Regions from separate parts of the Mus musculus genome. Here all the other regions are linked to region 1. The links are chromatin loops, found by intact Hi-C in ENCODE. Cell type or tissue: left cerebral cortex. All regions are shown on one strand. Each heading gives the region's core, and the rest is flanking DNA. Links, peaks and the distances in the headings are about the cores only.

Evidence for each region. Hi-C counts contacts between places; a loop is a spot of excess contacts. Peaks named below come from ENCODE experiments on the same cell type or tissue, not always from the same donor. Only the 100,000 strongest peaks of a DNase experiment are listed, where the experiment ranks them.
Region 2: a loop joins it to region 1, with 4 times the contacts of the local background. A loop is called at or near these places in 5 of 42 quality-filtered maps.
Region 3: a loop joins it to region 1, with 4 times the contacts of the local background. A loop is called at or near these places in 10 of 42 quality-filtered maps.

What each region holds. Positions count from the first base shown.
Region 1 is chr16:85,169,615-85,177,735 of GRCm38, forward strand. It overlaps App (amyloid beta (A4) precursor protein), which reads right to left and starts at 4,093. Exons shown (of 18, transcript NM_001198823.1): 1 at 3,888-4,093. The coding sequence starts at 3,944. In left cerebral cortex, for the core only: CTCF peaks have their summits at 2,517, 3,314 and 4,197; DNase peaks (open chromatin) are centred at 1,452, 2,558, 2,996, 3,462 and 1 more place; H3K4me3 peaks cover 3,292 bases; H3K27ac peaks cover 3,395 bases.
Region 2 is chr16:84,964,249-84,972,369 of GRCm38, forward strand. App (amyloid beta (A4) precursor protein) reads right to left here. Exons shown (of 18, transcript NM_001198823.1): 15 at 7,160-7,213; 16 at 1,422-1,522. It overlaps Gm10791 (predicted gene 10791), which reads left to right and starts at 7,963. Exons shown (of 4, transcript NR_045889.1): 1 at 7,963-8,121. In left cerebral cortex, for the core only: no CTCF peak of the experiment used is centred there; DNase peaks (open chromatin) are centred at 2,070, 2,915, 4,984 and 6,501; H3K27ac peaks cover 3,632 bases.
Region 3 is chr16:85,087,262-85,095,382 of GRCm38, forward strand. All of the region lies in intron 3 of App (amyloid beta (A4) precursor protein), which reads right to left. Among named protein-coding and RNA genes, the nearest start is that of App, 82 kb to the right of the region's middle. In left cerebral cortex, for the core only: no CTCF peak of the experiment used is centred there; DNase peaks (open chromatin) are centred at 3,289, 3,922, 4,817 and 5,574; H3K27ac peaks cover 1,618 bases.

The sequences.
Region 1 (8,121 bases), core at 1,388-6,387:
TTGCATGGTGGGTGAAGCTTTTTGTCCTTACCTCCCCTGGTCAAGATGGTGCTAGGGATACTTCCCAGGCTGCTTTCAGCCTTGGTCTCCTTCTTCCAGTTCTTCACCCAGCTCCAGAGTCTGGCCTACACCTGCCACAGTTTCTGTTTATTTCCTGTCTTGCCTGGATGAGTGGACGCTCCATAAGCTTCCACTTATGGGGGTTTACATAAAGGTGATCAGAGCTGAGAGACACGATTTGGCCTAAAAATCAATCAATCAAATTGTCCCAAATGAACAGACGAGGCCATGAATCAAATGGAACTCCACACTTGTTCTCGCCTTCATTATGTAAAACCTTATCTGTGCCTGGCTGGAAATCGAGAGCAGGGAAGACAGATAAGACAAAGGCCTTGCATGTAGGCTCTAGTGTCTGTGCGTGAGCAAATACAATCCATGCAAATACTTAACCTCCATTCACAGACCCAGGACACAAACCTGGCTGGAGACTTTCACCCAGGAAACATCCCAGGATTATCGTGTTCTCTTGTTCCTTTACTCTTTTTAATTCTAGGTCTTTATCCTGCTACACTTTCTGAGTACCCCACTTTCTGTGTCCTTTCTTTTTTTTCTTTGCCTAATCTGTACTTTCTTTTTTGGTACGCAACACTCCTATTTTATAATTATGTGCATGCTTTATTCACCCTGCATACTTCTGTACCCAGTGTGGGAGAAGGCAATAAAATATATACAGTCAAGTAAACATGAGCTTGATATTTAAAGTATGTTTGTGCAGGTCCATCTTGACATAAAAGGCAGAGATTAGAAAAGAAATGTATTAGTCAAAGATGCCCTGTAAATCCCACGACAACACCTCTGCAAAAATAACGCATAATATTTTATTAAGCACCTTCTTCACGTCTATATGCAGGATGACTGACAGATAATCTTTAACACAGAGATATAGAAAATTGGCGTGTCATAAACAGTAAACTAAAAACTTAAAAACCTTAGCCGTAAAAGTAACTTCACCTTCCTTCAAACCAGTAGCCCATTGATCCTATTTTTCTCCTATTTAATCTTAAATCTTGAATTTTCCAGTTTAGTTTTGTGATCCTGTATATACCTTTTCATTTCCTCGGTTCCATCTTTTAATTGCTTGCAGCCTTACAAGTGTAATGAGGGACGCTATCCCTTGGGGGTGATAAGAAAGAAGCATTTATAGTCTGCCAGTATCATGGCTTCCCACTGACAAGCAGTAACCGGTGACTCCCGATGGATCCCTGTCAAAAAAAGAATGTCAGCTTCGCTGTTCTATGAGTAGGCTTCTACCATCAGAGAGGCACTACCGGGCAGCAGTCGCAGACAGTGAAGGAGCCACCACTACCGAGGCAAGTTGATAGTTATCAGCTCTATACAAGCAAACAAGATGAGTCCATCACGGTTTGCTAAACGCATGCCTCTGTTCAACATACCAGGAAAATAAAACCAAACCAGGAAATGCCGACGCCCTGGAAGACGAGGCCCCAGCATCAGTACCCTGGAGGCCCCAGCATCAGCACCCTCGAGACCCCAGCATCAGTACCCTCATGGCCCCATCATCAGCACCCTCCATCACACGGGTTCTTTTTGCAGAGCCACCTGCAGCAGACGGATTTTCTGTGATTTACAAAACGCAGCCAACTCATAATTCTGTGGCTTCAGTGGACGCAGAACTGCAAAGTGTGTCAAACCTCATCAGGATGAATTACCTATCCTTCCAGTGACTCACCAAAGGCACGAATGTAGTGCTCCCAGTAACCCTTTAAAGGTGATGATAACTGCAGGAGCATCTCCAAATGTTCGGCAGAAAAAGGATATGCAATCGCACAAGCCAAAACATAAATCCAGTTCATCTTGGCCTACACTGTGACTCTTTTTATACAAGTTAAAAAAAATGCTCAAGAAAAGTAAAATGCTCCAAAAATTAAAGTTATTCCTTTAATTACTTAGTCGTGTTTCTGCACAGCAAAACAATTAGAAAAACCGAATGACTATACAATTAAATTCTTAGGTCGTCAGAGAAATCAGAATTCCCTTGATTAAATGGCTTTGAAAAAAAAAAATGGAACACTAAATTCTTAAGACTCTTCGAAGACCTGTTTTAACCAGTCTGAGGTGACTTACAGATTCTGAAGCCACTTGTGGGTTAAAAAAAAAAAAAAAATTCAGAGGGGCTAAAAGTTCAATGACCTTGTAAATTAAGAGCTAAAAAAAATTAAATAAATAAAAACTCATACTAGTGTGATAGCCTAGCCAATCCCCACAAAATTGCAGGAAAACACTCGCCCGGAAATTGCTTTTTGGGAAAATTCCTATGAGGTAGAGGGGAAAGAGGAGGACGACGAGGAAGGGCTATTAGCAAATGCTTAGATGGTGAAGAGGGTACAAATGAAGAGAAATAAAACCAGCTGCCACGCAAACAACTTCCAGGCATCTCTGGATAAAAAGGAAAACAAGCCTTGTGCTGCATGCTGGAGAGTTGGATGAATGGGGAAGACTTGTTATACACCTAGTGGTGGGTGGATTTCACAGGCTGCAGCCTCCACACAGCTTTTCTTTGCTGCACTGCAGAGGCGCCATCTTCTCCGTCTTAATCTTCACCCTATTCAATCCTTTTATCTGCACCCCTTTTTTTTTTTTTTTAAAAAAAAAAGGAACCCTGAGGACCCTCCCCAGCATCCTGTGTCCCCCCCAGGGTGACTAAGCTAGAGTTCCCAAATCTGCCCCATAGGAGGCCGCACCTTAATCAGACAAACGCCTCCTTTGATGCCCTGGAGCCTCAGCCTCCCCACCACCAGGCACTGCCCTTCCCAGACGCACGCCTCACTCCCGGCTCGCTCTCTCTCTCTCTCTCTCTCTCTCTCTCTCTCTCTCTCTCTCTCTCTCTCTCTCTCTCTCTCTCAGGACTTTGCAGTCCCTCACAGGATTGCCAGTAGGTGGTGGTGATGCGGGGGTGGGAGACCGCGGGGCCCTAGCAGCACCTCTAGGCCCTCGGGGGCAGACGCGCAGCTCGGGGAAAGGAACGGCGGTGGCGCACCAACTACCAGGGCTCCGCCACCGCGCCCTGGACGGCGAGGGCGGGGTGTCGCGGCTTTTGTTCCCGGGGACCTTCTCAGACTCAGGGAGAAACTGGAGGTGCACTGAAGAGTCCTGGACGTCCAGGTTGAGGGACGGTGCCGGGTGGCCGCACTTTCCGATCCCTCCCATCACTTGGAACTTACACAAAAGGGAGACACGAAAATGCACAAAGTTTGCAAAAGGAAGGCGGCGGTGCGCGACCCCGCACCGACTCGGGAGAGGGTCGCTGCGCAGGCAGCCGCCGCCCGCGGCCGCCAGGAGCAAAGCCCAGCTTCGCAGTCAAGACAGGCGGGGGTGGGAAGGGAGTGTGAGCCAGGCGCTCCCCAGCATCCAGAGCTGCCCCCATTCCAACCCAGGACCCCAAGGAAGGGGAAGGGCGGCGATTTCCTCGCAGGGCACTGAATCCTGAGACGCTACGCTTTCGGTTTTCCACACGTGTCCCTTCCCCCTCGAACTGGGTGTCTCTCGCATCCCGGAGTCCAGCTCTCAACGCAGGGAGGAGTCAGGGTCTGCGTTCAGGCTCGTCCCCTCGCCTTCCAGCCCTAGGCTGGCACGGATATGGGGACCCCAGCGCCCTAACCCATTCCCTCTTCATCGCTCGGGCAGCGCGTCCCCGGGCAGGGTTGGGCCAGAGCCGCCGAAGCGCAGGGCGCCCGCAGGCGGGGGCGGCGAGGAGCGGTCTACCCGTGACAGCCCCCCACGTCTCGAGATTCAAGCTCCTCGGTGGGGAGGATCGCGTCCTCCCGGCGCCCGCCTCCCCAGTCTCGTTCCCAAGGCGCGGCACCCACCTCCAGAGCCCGAACCGTCCAGGCGGCCAGCAGGAGCAGTGCCAAGCTGGGCAGCATCGTGATCCTGCGTGGGCCACCGAGTGCTCCGTGTGCGAGTGGAAGATCCGCCGCGCCCTGGCTGTGTCCGCGCCGCCGCCGCCGTCTCCGGTGGCCCCGCGCTCGCTCTGCTCCCGGTGCTCTCGCCTCCCGCCGCCGAGGAAACTGACAGAGCTGGAGCGAGGCGGCGGGGCTCGCAGCCGGCAGAGTCAGCTGATCCCGCCCACCCGGCTCGCCACCCGACAGAGACCCCTAGCGGAGCCTCGGGGAGCTGCGCCCGAGCGCAGCGGGAGGCGACCCAGAGCCCACAGGTGCGGCGTCTTGGGCTAAGGGGAGCCGCGCTCCCGATGGGGTCTGGGAACCAAGTTGGGGAGTGATCTGGGTCAGGGAGAGGACCCCGCAATCGGGAGAAGGTGAACCGTAGGACGTTAAGGTTCCAGGGAAGTCGGGAGCGCTCTCGGCTCGTCCCCGCGCGAGCTTGAGTCACCCGACCCCGCAGGCCTCTCCCAAATGTGGTTGAGGAGCTAAGGCTGCGATGCGTGCATTTTTATCCGCAGTTCGTTCTCTCTATTTGGAGAGGTGGAGCGAGGCCGAGAACATTAGCAAAAGAAACAGGATTTTTTTTTTTTCTATTTTCTTTTTCTTTTGGTAGGAGGTCACCCTTCACGCCACTGCAATCTGGAATTTTTGTCTTTAGAATGTACCAGAGAAGGGCACAGGATGCAGAATGACCCATTTTTCTCCGTGTTTGGAGATGGGAAGTGGGTTTTTAAATGTATTATCATTGCATATTTGCTTGACGTGGATAATTTCAGAGAAGGGGACCGGCATCTGGGATTGAAGGAGGCAGGGAGGTAAAAATCTAAGATGGGGAAGAGATCAAAGTTAGGCCAGAAAAGATACCGAGTGATGGCTCTTTTTCCTCCACCTCCATCACCCAGGACTTCTTCCTGGAACTCTGCTCTCGATTTTTTTTTTTTTTTTTTTTTTTGGATCTGCCCTTATCCAGTGAAATGAACCTCCGTAAAACCATTTTCTCCTAGATTAAACACAAACTTCCCAGTGTTAAAATTACATTAGACCCATCCAGACATGCTCCCACTACCACCACCCTCCCGACCTAATGTGGCTTCAGACGCCAAGCTTTTGGCTCTCCCTAGGCTAGTGGAAGGAGATGAAGGTAATACCAAATGCATTCCTGGCTTCTGAGGCCACAGCCTTTTCCTTTACCTGATGTGTTTGCTGCTTAATTTTTTAATAACTTGACATGAGCTCTGGTCATCTGGGAAGGGGGAACCTAAATTGAGAGACATGCCTCCATTAGACTGACATGCAGGCAAACCTGTGGGGCATATTCTTTCTTATTAGTTGATGTGGGAGACCAGCCCTGAGCAGGTGGTCCTGGCTTGTGTAAGGAAGCAGGCTGAAGAAGCCAGGAGGGAAAAAAACAACAAGCAGTTTCTGCCACTGCCCAGTTCCTGCTTCAGGTTCCTGCCCTGTGTTCCTGCTCTGAGTTCCCTTCGCGTTAGACTGTGATCAGAACGCGTGAGGCTAATAAGCCCTGTCCTCGAGTTGCTTAGGATCGTGATTTTTTTATAACTCTGCAATAGAAAGCAACCTAGAAGGCCCGCTCTTTCTTTCCCACAGCAAGGAATCCAATCCCCTGTAAGTGTGGTGGGAGGATAGGTCTCCACCTCTTCCTTTCTGAGAAGTCAGCACTCATCTATCAACATGCCTACATACCACCTGCCCAACTCTACAGATACCTTTTTGTATTTGTCCTGAATGTCTGTCCTCTGAAGGTCCTCAACAAATAACAACAAATATTTGCTAAGTAACGTTTGCTTTGATTACATATGGCATTCATTTCCTACAGAAGCCAAGGAAAGGATAGGGAGGTAGCTCAGTCAATAAAGTACTTACTATCTAAACACGAGGACCTGAGTTCCACCCCTGGAAGCCACATAAAAATGTCAGCCATGCTAGCACCTGCTTAGGAGGGAGAGAGAGACAGACAGACTCTTGGGTAAGGTAAGCCAGGAAAGAGATCCTATCTCCAAAAAAAAAAAAAAAAAAGTGGAAAGCTTCAGCATCCAGAGCATCACCTAAGGATGACTTACAACAAGCATGCACATGCGCGCGCACACACACACATAGGCATGTACATACATGCACACATACACATATACACATACACACACAGACATACACACATATATACATACAGACATACAGACAAGCATACTCTTACACATACACACACATATCTATACTTCAAACACACTACATTTACACACACAGACATATACATACATACATACATACACATATATACATATATTTACTGACATACATACAAACAGACATACACACAGACAGACATACACACAGACACACTTACTCTTACATACATACACATATATACATATATTTACCGACATACATACAAACAGACATACACACAGACAGACATACACACAGACACACTTACTCTTACACACACACACATATACACAGATACACATATCTGTACTTCAGACACACGTACACTTAAACACACACACATACACAGACATACACACACATACACCTATAACACACACACACATATGCACACTTCAGACACACATATACTTACAGATACATACACATGCACACACAGACACACATACTCTTACAGACATACACATATATACACAGACATATACATAGGCACACGTATACTTACAGACACACACATAACAGAACACACACACATACACACAAATCCAAGGAAGTCATTACTACTACCCCCAACCCCCATTCACAGGCCAGGAAAACAGTCTTAGAGCTTAACTACAGCTTAACCATAGGGGGACTGGTTATTTCATACCTTGAATATCACACTCCTTCCCCAATACACTTACCTATCATCATGATCTCCTGTCTGTAGGAACAAGGAAGGAACCTGAACACCCAGGAGAACAGATCCAGTTCCAGATCTCGAAAGATCTTACGGGAAATGAAAGCTCGAGACCTTTTGTCCAAGATTAAACGTTTATAGATCGTGACAGTGGGGCATTATATTGAGCGTTTCTGAACATAGAGCAGAGTGAGCCCCCCCCCCCCCACCCAATATGTGCCAGGGGAAAGAGGCAGGAATTATTTTTAAAAAGAGGAGGGTAAGTGTCTTCTTTTGAGTAGGCCTATTTAAAAAACCCAGTGATAAATGATAACCCACAGAAACAGAAATCCTTAGCATGAGCAGTCTCACTTCACACGGCTGAAGTTCATCCCATTCACATTCCTGAGCAGGGCGTGCTCAGAGGAAACGGTCAACTTGGCATTGTGCCAGAAAGAGCTTTCCTGTTTTCTATTTAAAATTTCCTAAAAGTTTGTTTTTCTTTTATTCCATTCCTGCTCTTTTCCCTCTCTCCCTCTCTCCTCTCTCCTCTCTCCTCTCTCCTCTCTCCTCTCTCCCTCTCTCCCTCCCCACCCCCCTCTGTGTGCCCACAAGTGTGAGTGTGCTCACTAAGGTCACAAAAGGGAGTCGTATTCCCAAGAGTTAGGATTGTAGACTGTTGTGAGCTGCCTTAGGAACCCTTTAGGTCTTCTATAAGAGCAGGAAGTGCTCTTAACCAATTAGAGAGTGTATGTACTGTGTGCGAGAGAGCACAAGCAAGCACAGTCTATGGCTCATATGGGGAGGTCATGGGGCAACTTCAGTGGTCTGGTCTCTCCTTCCACCTCGTTAAGGCAGAGTCCCTATTGTCATTTCTGCCCTGTCGTGTCCTCCACCAGGCTGAACTTCTAGGTGATCTGTCACCATCTTGCATCTCACTTTTAGGGAGTCTGTGATCACAGCAGATGTGTGCCCCTGCATCTGGCTTTCTTACAGGTGTGGATTCTAGATTGCTTACATTGTCAGACTTTTACCTGACGGCTGGCCAAGCCCTCCAACCTGATCCCCTAAAATCTCTCCTGTTTCATCACTACTCAGAGATTCCAATGGCTTTCTACACCTTACAACTTCCTCTTCTCTAATGTAATATCACTTCCTGTCCAGGGTGATGTATCTTTCCATGCCCACGCACAGGAGGCACAGCAACATCTCTAGTTAGAATCCTTAAGGAAGGACTCGGCATGGTGGTACATGCCTTTAAATCCAATGGAGACAGAGGCAGGTCAGGCCTGGCCAGACAGAGTACACAGTGAGACC
Region 2 (8,121 bases), core at 1,971-6,970, 200 kb before region 1:
TCCTGGGTACTCATCTTCCGAGCCACGCCCCGACCCCCAGCCAGCCTTTCAGCAGTTACCCCAGATTTGTTTTGAAACCTTGCAGTTTCAGCCTGCTCAGGAGTGCCTCTGGTTTCACAATAACAAAACAGCAATAAACTTTCCAACGAAAACTACATTTCAGAAGGCTGGGTGCCTTTTTCTGAATAAAAAAAGGAAAAAAAAATTAATGCAAAATTGAATCCCAAGCCAGCTTTAGATTTGCTACAATAATCCAGAATTGAGAAGCCCAACAGTAAAGGCCCTTTCTTTTGGAGATTCATACTAGGATCTACACATTTTATTTACAAACACTGGGAAGATACTTTACAAAGGAATCAGGCTGCAGTCTCCCACACTCCACCCAACCACAGAGCTGGAGTTCTTATCAAGCACCACTATACAGGTATTTTCTTACCGTTTTTAAAATTCCCACTCAAGTCCTTTATTGTGATAACTGGTAACATGGAAGGAACTCTAACGATCTGGAATTTGGCTTATTTGAATTTCTGAGGTTTTGGTAGAGAATTATATAATCTCCGCCTACCTATAAGGAAGACCCGTGCTTCTCTACTCATTCTAATTCTGACATTAGGAAGAAAACCGCCATTGTCTTTAGAGAAACTGCTATCTGCCTTGCCCAAGATTTCTGACTGAGAAGCTGAGGCGGCAAAGTCACCGCTGGGCTTCACTCACCTTAAAGGGTCTCTGCTAACTTTCCCTTGTAAGCCAAAGAAATACTGGGAGGTGGGGAAGCAGTAGGAAGGAGGAGGGGTTGGAATGGACTGAAATTATCCATTTGTAGATGAGAACTTAACCAAGCACTGCGAGAGAGCATCCCTACAACCAAGTACTCCCCACATGCTTATTTAAGACCAATTCTTCAAATAAAACTATCGTGGACCGAGAATGGTCATGACCAAAAGGGTTTCGAAAATCTTGATTTCTAACTTTTTTTTTTTTTTGGTATTTACATAATGAGACCATCTTGGAAACTGGGACCACCTCTAAATGAAATTCACTTATGCTTCCCCCACACAGTAATATCAGAGCCTCATGGACTTGAATTTCTTGTTTGTGGTATCCTGCCTTCCAGTTTGGATATTGGGATTAGATGTGTTTAACCCGAAAAAACCATTTTCCTAGGAAGTCAGCTCACGTAGCTGCAACGTTGGACTGAATTACACTTGTATGTTCCGCCTGGGCTCAGCGGCTTCTGCTCAGCAAGAACTATCAACAGAGCCCCACTTCCTCTCCTTCCTATCTTTGTGAAGATCTAGGCAGGCATTTTGGTTTTATTCCCAGTAGTCCTTCTCAGTTTTGACACAGGACAAGCCACGAGGTGCCACGTATTTCATCTGGCCAGACGCAATCTCGGGGAGAGGCAGTTTATTTTTGCCTACCAGTTTTTGATGGCGGACTTCAAATCCTGAATCATGTCCGAATTCTGCATCCATCTTCACTTCCGAGATCTCTTCCGTCTTGATGTTTGTCAGCCCAGAACCTGCGTCAAACACAAAGTATGCAGGGCCATCCGTTAGTGTGACCGCCAGCCACAAGGAGGCAAAAACTGCCTTAAAGTTCTCTCTTGGCCAGAGCTTTTAGGAAAAACGGATTTAGGGATTTTTCTCAAGAAAAATGACACCCTAGATTTAAACCATTAACCACCACCTAGCAAACAAAAAGACTGAAGAACGCTGAATATGTAATGCCTGTGTGGCCAAACACATGCCATAATTAAAAGGGGAGGGAGGGAAAGGGGGGAAAAATCAATGCTGGTTAAGATGCCAGGTTAAATTGTACCTAAGAAATGTTGACTTGGTTTTAGCGGCTTGTTGTTTATTATGTGTGCACTTTTTATGGGCTGGGACTGCTTAAAGAAAAACGAAATGCACGGCTTTGGAAATGAACTTTAACGACCTGGGAGAACAAATCCATTACTTTGGAGCTTTGTTCTAATTGCAAGTAAATCATGTTCATATTTCTCTGCACGGCGGTAGCACTGTCAGTCACATAATTTGTTTAGCTCAGCATCCCAGCTCTCTAGCTGAACACGCCCCGTGGAATCGCTTCATCCGCTGACTCGAAAGGAGCACACAATGAACAGAGAGCGTCTCTGGGATCAATAGAATTCATTACCTAATTCCTCTTTCTCTATACGTGGCTGCATGGTTCTTGGACCAATTCTTACAGCGTTTCATGATTCAACTATTCATCTGAGGCTCAAAACTAAAAGGTAAAATATGTTTTAGAAATGGAAGTGAAGACAGACAGAAGGGATGTCCGTTTGCATCAGTTGTCGTGTTTTCTGAAGTGATCCTACTGAAGTAGAATCTGAGGCTATGAAGGAAGGGCTTTTAGAGCCACCTCCTCCATGATGTTTCCAATGGAGGCAGGTTCTTAGCACCTACGTGAATTCAAAGGTAGAGGTCAGTTTGCATACCAGAGAGAATGATTTTGTTTCCTACAGATTACTGCAACACGGTCTCCCTGTAACCTACACCGCAGGGCCTGGTCCTATTTCGAGTGAGCCAGGCATCTATCTGTGACACCAGGTAGGTTTGAGCACGTGTGTCAGACATTAAAGGCAAGGCAGTGAGGATTCCTTTCTCTGGCTACACATTGTGAATTCCCGCAACTCCTGTGGGAACTCATTGCCTCTTCTGGGTCTAATGGCTCTTCCAATCTTGTCCATCAAGTATTGGAAAACTTGTCAACCCCCTGCTGACCCTGAAAAGCACAAGGTCATAAGCACTGAGAAAGCCCGTCAGCCAGTCAGCATGGCTTCTGCTGAGAGTGAGTATAATTGACAGACCTGGGCAGTCCATGCTGGGTGTGACTCATCACCACCTCTTGTCTAACTGCCCACAACGCTTCCCTTGGACAACCCACCGTAAACCAGGCTCATGATGAATGCCAATCTGCTCACAGTACAATGCTGCTCTCCCTCGCTTCTGCCTCTGGATCACACTTCCCCATTTCCTTCTAGCTGGGCCTTCCTACTCTTCTGTTCTAACTCTCACAATGACTAGCCACTGTTGTTCAAGTTCCTCTTCATGTGTTCTTAGCCTGGGTTGTAGGGAACTGTACTTGTCTACATATGTGAGTATACAACACACATTTATTATTAATAATGATTTCAAAAAACCAGAACTTTGTTCTTTTGTTCTCCGGAGCAGGGGATGATATGGTATCTATGTAAGTAGAACATGGCAGAACTGATGCCTTATAAAAGGCACCAAAGCTTCTTTCTTATTCCCTCTATTGTACTTCTTGGTGTGTGGGAAGCCAGCTGCCATGGGAAGGTACCGAAGGCTCCTGACAGCAGCCAAGAGAGTGCTTGATCTCTGTCAGCTCTAGCCAGACCTTCAGGAGACCACAGCTTTGGCAGTGTCTTCATTGTGATTTCATGAAAGAGCCTGAGCCAGAACCAGCCAGCTCTGCCCTATGCTAAAATGCTGGCTGGCTGAAACTGCTGTAAGGAGCTAAACGCTTGCTCTATGAAGCTGCTAAGTTCTGGGGCTACTTGTTACACAGCGATAGGTGACTAGGCAACGAATACAAAGGCTTAGCGCTTTCTTTTCTCACGGTGTTCTATCTGAACTTTAATTTCCTTTCATCGGGAGATCATTTTTATTAATTTAGACAGGAAAGACACAACGAGACCTGTAAGTCCCCTTTCTGTTTCATCTCATTAGCTCTGCTTGTTTTCATTCGACAGCCCTTGTCCTTGGATACTACTTGAAGAACTGCAACCTTCTATTTTTACATTACTTAAAAAAATTACCTTTATTTTTTTCATATTATAACTCACTCTGTTCTCTGTACTTCCTGACACTATTTTTTTTTCTAATGTGGCAGTGACATGAATGCTCTTTAAATCACCCCGGTTGCTTATTTTCATCTTCCTCCAAACCTTTATAAAACCTGACCTACTTCCTCGTTAGATCAACAGTGATTTCTTTCTAATGCAGCCTTCCCTCACCACATGCGAGTAGTAACACGGCAGTTAAAGTTACTTCTGAGATTTTAGTGAAAACTTGTAAGTAGTCTTCCCTTTTATATCAGGGGGTGGGGGAGGCAGAGAGCACAGCATTGCGATGAATATGTCAATTATTACGTCCCCATTTAAAACCGTATAAGCTCCTGGTATGGTGGAGAGGACACTGACAGTGTATCTGATGACAGAAAAAGGCAAAAAAAAAAAATCAAATTCACGTCACATGCTAGCACGACTGGCAATGTTCACAGTTCAGTAGTGTAAGACTCAGCAGAAAGAGTCCCTCTTTCACTGCTGTTCAGCACGTAATGGCATTTAGAAGATGTTCTACGCACTAAGCAATATTATTACAGAGAGATTAACAAAACAATAGAACAATGAAATAAATCAATAGGAAAATATCTCTTGGGGTCACGAAACTAGATTGTTAGGCCTGGAGAAGGATGGGACAGGGAATAATGGCGGGGTAGCTTAACACACCAAGTGAAGAGACTGCTGATGTGTTTTCTTATTGTCTGCAAGAGTCCAGTTTTTGCTTGGAAACATTCCAGGAAGAGTGAGTAGCTGGGATTGTCACTGTGTCTAAAAATCGGCATCATTATTGCTGTGGCTTGTGGGTGACACTATCTTCTAAAAGTTACAATATCCTGGTTTTTCAGATAAGAAAGAAAATCATTCTCTTCATCATGGTGATGTGAAACAGGGCATAGAAAGGACTAAGCCAAAACTCACACCCTTGATTTCTTTGTTTCTGAGTGACAAGAAAGATTATTAAAGAGCAATGGTGGAGGGCAATCCTGGGAAGGGCATCTAAGACCGGAAAAGTCTACAGATGCAATGTGGCAGAGTCCAGAGTGTGGATTCCTAACAGGTGGCTGTAGAGTTATTGGAACAGGTGCACAGCGTAGGAAGGTATCAGTCTGAATATGCGGCAGACTCATTGCCAACACAGAAGTACAGATGATAGAGCCTACACAACTCCTCAGACACGGTGAGCAAATTCCATGCTCATAATTGCAGCTTAGCTGGCTTCCGCATGCCTGGTGTATACCATCTTCCTCTTCGGTGGCTATCTTTGGAAGGATGTGGATATATGGATACAGGTCTTACAAGGACAAGCCCAGGACAGTTTCTAATCTAACTGATTTCCTCCTCGCCCTCCCCTGGGCCTTAAATCTCCCACTCCCCTCTCTCTGTGGAAAGCTCCTTTCCAGAGAGTTCCCTGGATAACATGCTCTGTCACCAAACGTCTTTGTGTGTCCTCATATATTCCTGTCCTCCCATCTTTCTCTAAATTCAAAGTGAGTTGTTTTTGATTACATCTCAGGCCCCCGGGAGCAAGAACCTTATCATTTATTCTTTTTGAGTATTCACAGAATTTACAACATTGATGTCTCATGGGATAATACTGTTGTTATTGTAGGCTTTCCCTGTTCTGTAGAACGCCATTAGTTTCTTTTCTCAAAACAGATGACTTTTTTTTGCCAGTGTATGAAAATGCCTTTTACATGTTCAGTTTACATAAACAGAGTGAGAAGATGAGCTGGTTGACTGTGTGAGTGCTGGATTATTTGAACAGGAACAAGTACATCCTTATATAATAGAGGAATGTAATAAAATCGGCTGGATGTACGCCTCAATATTACATTTTATGTTTATAGATAAAAAATAGGTCATCTTTAAAAAAATAAAACGAGTAGCGTGCTATTTTAAAAAGTCTAGGAGACCAGCTTGAGCTGGTTGTAGCTGTGGTGAGGACTCACTGGACTTACTGGCCCTGCCTTGGGCTTCACTGGCTGGCAGAACAGCATGGGAAGGTCAACTGCTGGTTCCCTGGACATTTACTTAGTGACACTGTCATTAAAGAGGACATGAGAGAGCCCAAAGAGTGTACAACTTATATAACTCAAGGTTCTTTTAAAAGCACTTCAGACAAGACGTTCGTCAGATCAATGAGGTCAGCTGTCCTCCGACGTATCACTCTGCAATTTCTGCTCAGGTGCTGAACCACATCATGGGATCAGTGTGATGCCAGAAGGACTCTCAAAGTCTTTCCCTAGGACCATGGCTGGCAGCAGCCAAGGCTAGAGATTTGAATGGCAAGAAGAGGGGCGTGGCCATATCTGGTCTTACTGGGGATACCTCTGAACCAGGAAGCAAAACTACCTCCCTTTAGTGATGTCCCCAAGGGATGTTAACATTGCTCTTGAGTATCTCATGGGATCTGGGCATAAAGAAAGTAAACGTGGGAAGGTATGTGCTATTTGGAAGAAAATCTCTCCACAATACACAGATCTTCCAATTCATTGACTTTCCCCTCTCTGATTCACTTTGTCGGTCACTATCAGTGGGGTGAGGCTGTGCAAGGAGTAGACACAAGCGGGTTCTATGTCTCTTGCGGTGTGACATTATTCTTAAGACTTTAAGTTTAGCCGGGGGCTAAACATAGAATAGGGGGTCGAAACCCATTTCTTTTTAATCTTGGGAAACTGTATAAAAAGAAATATCTATTTTGATAGTGAAGAAATTTGTAAGACAGAAAAACAAAAGGGCTTCTCTGCAAAATTATGCATATCCATCTGTTGTGTTACTTCAGCCACTGGCTGAGCGTAAGCATAGTCAATCCACAGAGGGCACTAAGTATTTCTGGAGCTGGAGAAATACCAATAATGATATTTTAAGGAAATTGTGTCTATGTTAGTAACCAACAAAAGTCTGAGGCCACTCAAGGACCCCCATGAATACTAAACAAGAGAGGAAGGAGATGTCTTCAGCAAGAATCAATTTCCCACTGAAATCTACACCTCCCTGGGCCTCTACCGTGTGTGAGGACAGGGTCCACATCACACTCTTCATTTATTAAAAAAGGAAGAAATCAAGAAAAAGAGCCCCACATTTGAAAAGACTCTCTTTGTTTCAGAAAGAAGGCTCAGAAACAAACAAACAAACAAACAAACAAACAAACACTAGATCACGTAGGAACTTGGGAAATGAGGCATAAGGAGAAGCCAAGACTCTGAAATCATGCTTGGTGCCTACAGTCGTTTTAAATTCTATCCCGTAACACGTGCAACCCAGAGAGGCATGTTTGCTGAAGCGCACAGTGCTGAGAGCAGAGGCGAAATGGGGCGAGTCAGATACCTGGTCGAGTGGTCAGTCCTCGGTCAGCAGCGGGGCGGGCGTCAACAGGCTCGACTGGTGCAGGAAGCAAGAGACAGAGAGCAAAGGAGACAAATCAGGATGGTTAAGTCGTGGCTTCTGAACACAGAGCAAGGGAAAGCATTTGCAATAAACAAGTCATGAAAAAGGAGCAGCTGGGAAAAAAAAGAACCTTTGTGAGCTAATCCTGGGCATCAAGGATGGGGAGGGGTACCACTTCCAAAGGCTTAGCGCCCCTGACGTGCCAACGTGTCTCCTTAGTGTGGTCATAGAGCACTCACCAGGATGTACAATAGGATCAAAGACGGAGGCTGGGGAAGGTAGACTTTCCTCTGGGCTAGGTTAGAGATGGTTTCTTGGCTTTTGATTAGAAATAAAATAGATTATGCCCAGCCCAGCAGTAAACTTAAAAGCTACCTCCTCCTACAGCTACTCAATCTTATCTTCTTTTACAGTTAATTAACTACTAAGGGATTATTCAATTGCCAGGGGAAATGCAAATATGAGTTTATCGGAAGAGCAACGCTTTTTGCCATTTAGTGAAGCAAATTCCTTCTGAGTTTAGGGTAGAAGAAGTAACCCACGGGCTCCCCCCCCCCCCCGTTTCTCCTTTGAAATGGCTGGCTTCCTCTCTACAGATGACATTCATCTGAATTGTGTGAAATGAGACCATTTCCTGTCATATCTGCTGACAGTCACAATCATCCTTTTGTACGCGTTCTGGGACTGATCCAAAGAAAACAACGTCTAAGCGCGGTAATCCCCACGGTGACTCTGCACCGCCTGGCATTCCCAAGGCGGTGTTCTGTCCCTTGTCAGAAAACAACTTCCCTCAGCTCAGACTGGATTTTGAAGAAATAAGGAAGGGAGAGAGAGGGCAACCAAGCTTTAAGGATTAACAAGTGGCTGAAGGGCAGATGAAGGCAAGGGAGGAGGAAGTCCCC
Region 3 (8,121 bases), core at 1,971-6,970, 82 kb before region 1:
TCAGTCCACCCCTAACACAAGTCTTCATTGCAAGTTATTTACATTTCTCCTAGGGCTGAGAATCCAGGAAACCGACAAGAGATGCAATAAAGTAGCACTCTAGAGGAACATGATAATAAGAAAGAAACTGTTGGCTGGTGAGAAATATGATGGAGAAAAAGTGGAGGAACTGGAGTAGGGACTAATCTGAGAGACAAGGTGGAGAACTTTACTGGGTCGTGAGAGCGAATAGGTTGAGAATGCGCTGGAGAAAGCGAGAAAAGGGAAGAGAAAAACATCCTACGTTGACAGAAGACATTCCAGCCACAGAGCAACAGGGTACAGAAGTCCCTAGCAAACGCATGCCTATGAATCCAGACAAAAACAGGAGGGGGTGAATTCTCAGAGAAGAGCAATTTGCATGAGCTCATGGGTGGGTGAGGGCAGGCTACACAGTGTTCAGCTACAAATCTGGTCAGCACTTTTGAGGAACACAGGGAGATGGGCATGTTCGCCTGTCATTAGCATCATAGCTGACTAGGCTGGTGCTGTTGACCTTATCCACGGGAAAAGTGACACCACCTCAGACTAGGATGAAGAGTTTAGAATGGAAGTCAAACTGAAAAGATCCGGGAGGAAAGAAACAAAGCCTGCCTACTCCTGCCTCACAAACTAGAAGCCACTTCACACCGGATGGAGATGCCCAGGATCAGATGTGTCTCACATGTCCCCATAAATTCGCAAACGTACAAATACCCACTCTAGATTTATGTGCGCTTTAGTTCACACTGCATATGTACATACCAAAGTGATAGCTACAGACCGAAGAAATGTTTACTCATATTTACTTGGAAAATTTATTTAAATATATATATATATTTTGTTTCAGCACGTTAGATGGACTGACGCCCTATAAGTGGCGCACGCTGACAACCAGCTGGCAAACGGCTCCGGGAGGCATTTGTGTGGAAAGAATGTTTTCAGAAGTGTATTTCACCAAAATGCCTCTCAACTGGCTCGGCATGAGGCAGAGTTTTGCTTCATGGTGAGGGTCACCTCTGGGTTCTCAGGAACACATGAGTAAATGACTCGGTTCTGTAAAGTGGCTGTGCTGTCACCCCGAGTGTCACCGTAACTATTACAATAACAGCTGGCAGCTGGGTTTCTTCAGAGAACAATTTGGCAGATGGCAGAAGCTGAGTGAATGTTTCAAGCAAGCTGCAAGCCAAGAAGTGAGCACTAAAAGTTTCCTTTAAGTCTTTCAGACTCATTCAGGTGAGGAGAGTTCTGCCTCACATACATACCACACGCAGATGTGCTCACGTTCGTGAACACACTAACCGTGAGATGGGTGTTCAAGAGAAACAGACTACCTGTACCTCTCTGTTAACAATAATTGTTTTGAAATAATAATGATATTTTTTCAAAGTATAGTGATCAACAATGGCTAACAATTTTAGGATTTTTTAAAGAGCTTTCACAATTTAAAGTACTGTAATTGTGATGTTGTCATCAGAGCATTCTGAATTAAATGGTGGAGGCAAAGGAAGGTGGGTGGAAGGCAGATGCTCACAGTGGGGTGAGAGTTTACAGACAAGCACGGGAAGTAGAACAGTCCAGTGGGTGATAGAGGGATCAACAGGGTGAGCTCCTAGGGATGCTAATTGAGACACAGAGAGCTACAGAAATATCTACAGGAATCCATACTATAAGATCGAGGAGTAGCAAGGGGACTTCCTCGGTCCATCAGCAACAAAGCAGACACTTCAGCAGCAATGAGCACACAAAGCCTAGATATTGGATCTTTCTATTATTCTCCAACAAAAGGAAACAGGACTCTGGAGAAATGATTGATTCTTAGATTTGTGGAGAAGATAAAGGACAACCCTACAGCATCTTGTTGGAATCACAAAGTTTTTATAGGGGTTATATAAAGTGAGCATGTGTGCTTGTGTGTGCACACATACACACACACACACACACTGTGCAGGACAGAATTAAATATCGACGTATAATAGGAAAATTCATTAGTCTAAGTGATGAAACACTGGGAAAAAAAAAGATAATCTCCTATTCAGAAGAATTCTAAATACTTTACACATATAAACTCTAACCTAGGAAAAGTGGGGCGTGATTCTCCATCCCAGTCGTGGGCTCCGTGTAATGACTTTCTTTAAAAATGAAAGTGTGTGTGTGAGTATATGTGTTATATTTCACATACAGTGTACATATTATGTTTGTGTGCCTAAATTGGTCCACCTTTAGCTATTGGGAGTTGTCTCCTGTACTCATCGGGCATACCCCCCTGCACAGACTTTATGATTCTGACAAGATGCTGTAGGGTCTTCTTGTTTATCTACTGCCCGGTTCTTAAAATTGGCCACTTCTCCAGCAATTTTACCACATTTTTGTTTTTTCAGTATCTTGAATACTCCCCCCTCCTGTCTCTACTTCCAGAATGCTGGGCTTACACATGAGGCCACACTGACCCTCTGCAATTCCTTTCATAGTTTGGACAAGAAACAAGTTTTTACAGTATAGGATTTTCCATTTATGGCAGGATGTGGCATCTAGAAAGTCCCCAATTATGAAGCTTTTGGAATTTCAGGTTTTATGATAAGAATGCTCAGTTTTTCATAGTGGAGACACTCTAAAAAAGGCTTACTGGCCAGAGAAATTCAAAGAGTAATGAAAATAAACATCGAAATCTAACATGATGTGATGCAATTTTAAGTGGCTACTCAACATCAGTGGGTACCACTAAATGCTAACCTGTCCTGGAGCTGTATCCGTAGAAGATGGGAGAAATGAGGCATATGCAAGCAGTGTGCACCAAGAGCAGTCAGGCCCAACAGAAATAAAAAGTAGCTCACATATGTGGTTTCAGGCACATTCTAAAAAGCAGTATGCATTTTTCCATACTCAATATATACTAAATTCACTCTGGGAACATATTTTATTTATGCATCCTATATTTTGTCTTTTCAACGTGAAACCATTGCACAAATACTTATTAAAGCATGCTGTATTTTCCTTTGCTCCACGGTTTGCCTTTATACCTGCAAAGCTGTCTGGAGTAGCTGTCTTCAGTATTGTATGGCCACTAGTGGCTGGTGGCTGGCAGTGAGCACAAGACACCTTCCATAGGATTTTAAAGATCGGGAATTTCTTTTGAGGACCCATGAGCTAAATTCGGACAGGTAGGGGTTTTGGGAGAACATGTGAAGCCCAAGACAGGGGTTAGTAGAGGAACAGGAGTCTGGATCTGAATGCAACTGTCCACTGATACTGCACGGTTTTACTATGTGAGTATACTGTTCATCGTGTGAGCGTAAACGGCATAGATGCTGAGAGATGCGCCTCCAGGATTCGCTTTGTTACCACCCTAATCAGTGCTTACCATACCTGCCTTTCTCCCTCCTCCACTTTCGACAGTTCTGCTGTTATTATATTTTGTATTTATAGGATATGTGACTAGCTCCGCTATGGAAACCGAAGGACGTCGGTTCCCACCAGGCCTCAGCCTCCTTTGGTTAAACTCATTCTTGTTTCCTAGGAGCTAAAAAGTGGACCCTGCAGAGACACCGTCCTATATTACATTGTCTCCTGAAACACAAATATCCTCGCTGGCCGCTTTCCCCAAACGCTTTTCTTTTTCTGCCTCATTAAAAAAATTTTTTTCAAAGCCACATAGATTAAAAAAAAAAGATGTAATTAATTAGAGTTATATGCGGTGCTTTAAAAAAAAGGAAAGAGAAGAAAAAAAACCCACATAATTACTTACAAAACGCCAACCAGGCTGAGGTACAGTGAGGCACGACAACCACCAGTCATTAGCAAAACCTGACATCACAGTGGGAAGAAAAAGTACACAGCCCGGTCTTCCATGTGCCAGATCCAGAAACCCCTGTGTGAGGCAGGCTATAATCAAGACAGGAAGAGGCACTTAGAGAGTTTCTGCCCGAGCTCTAGTCCGTCCGTCATTCTCTAAACCTTGCCGGAATCTTTCCGATCCTTTCCACGTGGCTCAGCACATGACGATCGACAACAGTTCGTTCAAGGTCAACACCAAATGCTTTGGTCTCAGTCCCCGTGTTCCCTGACCACTCCATCACACCACCGTCTTCTTGTAGCTTCAGTCCTCTCCTCCCGCTTCTCCGCAAGCCAGACCGCTCTTGTTCTCCGCTTTCTGTGTGAAGCTCACTCTCAGTGCCGCCCCCCCACCCACTTTTTAACAGTCCTGATTGCACAAAGCTCTGCCCTCTGCTCATTTTCCACTGTCACTCAGGAATACCACTCGGGCCTAAGGATTCAGTCACTTTCTCTACTCTTCCAAGGCTGACCTCTCTTTTGGCATTTCTAGTCACCGGCTAGACACATAGAGACGTCATGGTGTCCAACCAGCTTTTCAAATCCCATGTACGCAAAGAAAAATGGCCCATTTCTCACTGGGTCAAATATCTTATGGGGAGAAAGAAGAGAATGGGAAAAAAATGTCACAGCACTTAACAAGTCAACTGCAAAGAAATGAGGCCATACCCCTTGAAACTGGCTCAGCTTTTAACTGGGCATCAGAGCACTATGGTCAGCTATCAGCACTCACTCTCTTAAAGCACTCGCTCTCAGCAGCACACCTAGGGATGAGCAACACAGGAGATAATAGAATTAAAAAGGAAGCAGATTAAAACATGACCCATCAAGGTCTTTTAGAAATTACCTATATCCTTTCCAGCCGTGTTTCCACAAACATGATCTTTTCAAAGGGGGTGAGCCCCTAGATAAATTCGTACCCTCCTCCTGTCACCATGCCAGTCCAGTCTTCGAAAGTGCCACTCAGATTTGTAAACAAGGCTTAGTTTCATTATTGCAAATCAATTTTCTGGAGCTTACTGCTCCTCAGAGAGCTGAAATAATTGAATTCCTGGACTTGTACGGAGAAAGGTTTGGGCAAGAAAGAATTATATGGAGGATTCAAAAGGTAGATCTCTAACTATGCTTTGGCAGCAAATTCCCCTGGAGGGTTCTGATCCACTTCTCTAATGCAGACTTTTATGATGAACTACACCGGCTGATGCAAATAAAATGGAAGTCAGATGGGGACACTCTGCTAACAGAACATAAAGGCAGCAGTTAAGCTTTTACAGCTGATAAGCAATGGCTTTAAAGTATAAGGAAGACATAGAATGTTAATATGTGACTAGGACTTCTCTCTGCCCACAAGCACCAGAAATATCTATAGAGAATTAAATATATATGCACAATTTGAGACTTTTGGTTGGCTTCATGCTCATAACCTAAGTAAGTATTTTCAAGGAGACAAAAGTCTAGGGTCACATAGCTAAATGAGAACAAGGCTCTTCCTCAACCTACTAATCTCCTATCACCAAACAGTCGATGGTAGATGTAAATAAATGGAGATTTCTGCTCCCTTCGCCAGATTTTCTGCTTGGTTGAATTTGATAATGAAAACGTCTGTTCCTTTCAGAGGGAGCACAAGTGTCATTCAGTTTTCACTCACCAGGCAGGGAATGAATGCGTTTGATTGGCTGTAGAATCATTTGAATATGCAAAATCATTTAAATAAGCATCCTTACAAGCTGAGGCACTTCCATCCATCCATGGATGCAGCAGTTTAGAGTTCTCTCCCTCAGTAAATCGAGGCATCAAATGAAGGTGTACTCATGCTTCAAACATCGTTAGACTCCACCCACCCTCCCCCTTTGCACATGGCTCAGTCACGCCTTCCTTTCCAGGCTGGGTACTCAACCAGAAAACAGCGATCAGTGCCAAAGCCCATTCCATTACCCCGAAGTCTTCCAGGTCAACGATCCAGAGTCACATGAAAAGACTAACTTGAGTTTACCTCTCCGGGGAGCAGATATTTTGAAGAGCAAGCATTCTGGGCAAGCAGAGACTAAGCTTTTAAATGCACTTAAATCATTTCTCAAAAATAGAAGATACAAGCAGAGTTTTTGGAGAACTTACATCTCTCATTTTATATTAAACAATCAGAAGGAGGACCTATGTGACTAAGGCTTGAAATAATTAAAGGGGATACCCCCTTTCAGATGGTATGATTTCTGCCTTTCTTGTTGACGAACATGCATTCAAGCAAAGTTATCATTCAGATCTGAGTTGTTTTACCCCAGGAATGTGGTGTAGGAAAAACACTGAGGCAAACTGACAATACGTAGCAGAATCTTCTGGAAGAAGTGTGAGTGAGGCAGCCCTTCCAACAGCATCCACTTTAGCAGACTATAGGAGTTCTCTGGTCTAAGCTTAAAGTTGTATGAAGTGTGCCCTTGAGGTCATTCATCAGAAAGGAAAATAAAGAAAATAAAGGCAAAGCCACTCCTTCCTCTTGACCTCAGTGGATGCCACATGACATCTGCACGATCAGCTCGTCTGGGGTTCTATTCAAGCTATATGGCTATCTCCAAGCCTAGACACAGTAGCCCATCTCTCCGAGAAAATAGAGCTGACATTCGAAAAGCCACGTAGAGTACAAAGGACATCTTTGATAACCAGTCCCATCTCAACAGAATATTCAACTACAACAATAAATAATAGGTCTTATCTGTATTTTCCTGAATTTTAAGCATTTGCCATTTTTTTGATTCATTAGGCAACTCTAGTTAGCATTCCCTCAGCAAGCGGCCTCTGCATTTGCTTGCAGATGATTTAACTTTCGTCTTTTCAGCTCTAATTTTAAATTTCTCTCTCTCTCTCTCTCTCTCTCTCTCTCTCTCTCTCTCTCTCTCTCTCTCTCTCTGTGTGTGTGTGTGTGTGTGTGTGTGTGAGAGAGAGAGAGAGAGAGAGAGAGAGAGAGAGAGAGAGAGAGAGAGAGAGAGAATTCAAGCAAGTATATGTAGAGGTCAAAGGACAACTCTCAAAGGTCATTTCTCTCCAAGATGTGGGCCCTGAACTCAGCTTTCCCATCCTATGCACAAACATCTCTATCCACTGAGCCATATCCTTGGTCCCTAGCTTTAGGACAGTCCTAAATTCTCCTCATAAAATAACATCATTCTAAACTAGAGACCACATCTATATTTTTAACCAATACTTTGCAACCAATCTTATATTTATACCGAAGTATTCCAAAATGCTTTTTAGAAGTCAAAATTTAAGAATGTGTTAATTACACAGTACCACTTTAAAATATATTAAAAATCAGGCCATGAATGCTTGCCAGGTATTGGCAGCAGGACTCCTAGTTCACATGGACTTAATTAGTTCTTAAGCAAGGAACCAAGAGTCCTGGAGACTTTGATAAAAGAAAGGAACAGGCGTAGGGGGTGTACATGCACAAACACCCTCCCTTCTTGCTTTCTCCAGCCCTTCTCAATCTCTCATAACTACCCCTTCTCTCTCTCTCTCGTGAGTATGTACCACACACATGCACACACACATATACATTCATGCATGTGCACAGATATACCTATCTGCATAGTTTTCAGAAGGCTGAGAATAACTATACTCCTCTCTTATGACAAATTGTAATCATTGCAAATGGTATTTAGCAATAAATTAAGTGATAAAAATAGCATACTGTTTAAGCACGGTTTAATCTAAAAATCTCAAATTTATCATCTATTAGTAGTGTTTCATTTGGCAGTGCTGGAGCTCGAACCCAGGACCTCACTCACGGCAGGCAAATGCTCGACCACTGCCCAGCATTTCTTCATAAGGAACTGGCATCTACCGGTATCTCCTGAAATGTCCAAGAAAGCTATGTGCCAGTACTCCAGAGGTCACACCAAATCTGAGACTCTTCCTAGAGAAGAAACCTTGCCTTGGGCATGATAACTCAGGACGGCTATTAGGGAAACCACAGCATGGATGGAATTTTCTGGCAAGCATGTGAGTTATACAAAATGAACGACCAGGGAGAAAGGCTGTAGAAAAACACCAGTAGTTAGGATTTCTGAAGTCTACAAAAAGAGCCTGTGATGGAAAACAATGAAGGAATGCACAGAAGGAACAGCAAGGCAAAGACTACAATCAAGAGAATCTGTGCTCAGAGCATCAGTGATTCCACAGATAAACGGAGCTGGAGACATGGACTCCTGATGCTGCCTGACTGCAAAAGAGTCGAAGGCTAACAGGCCCTCCTATGACCTCTAACCACCAGATCAGGAG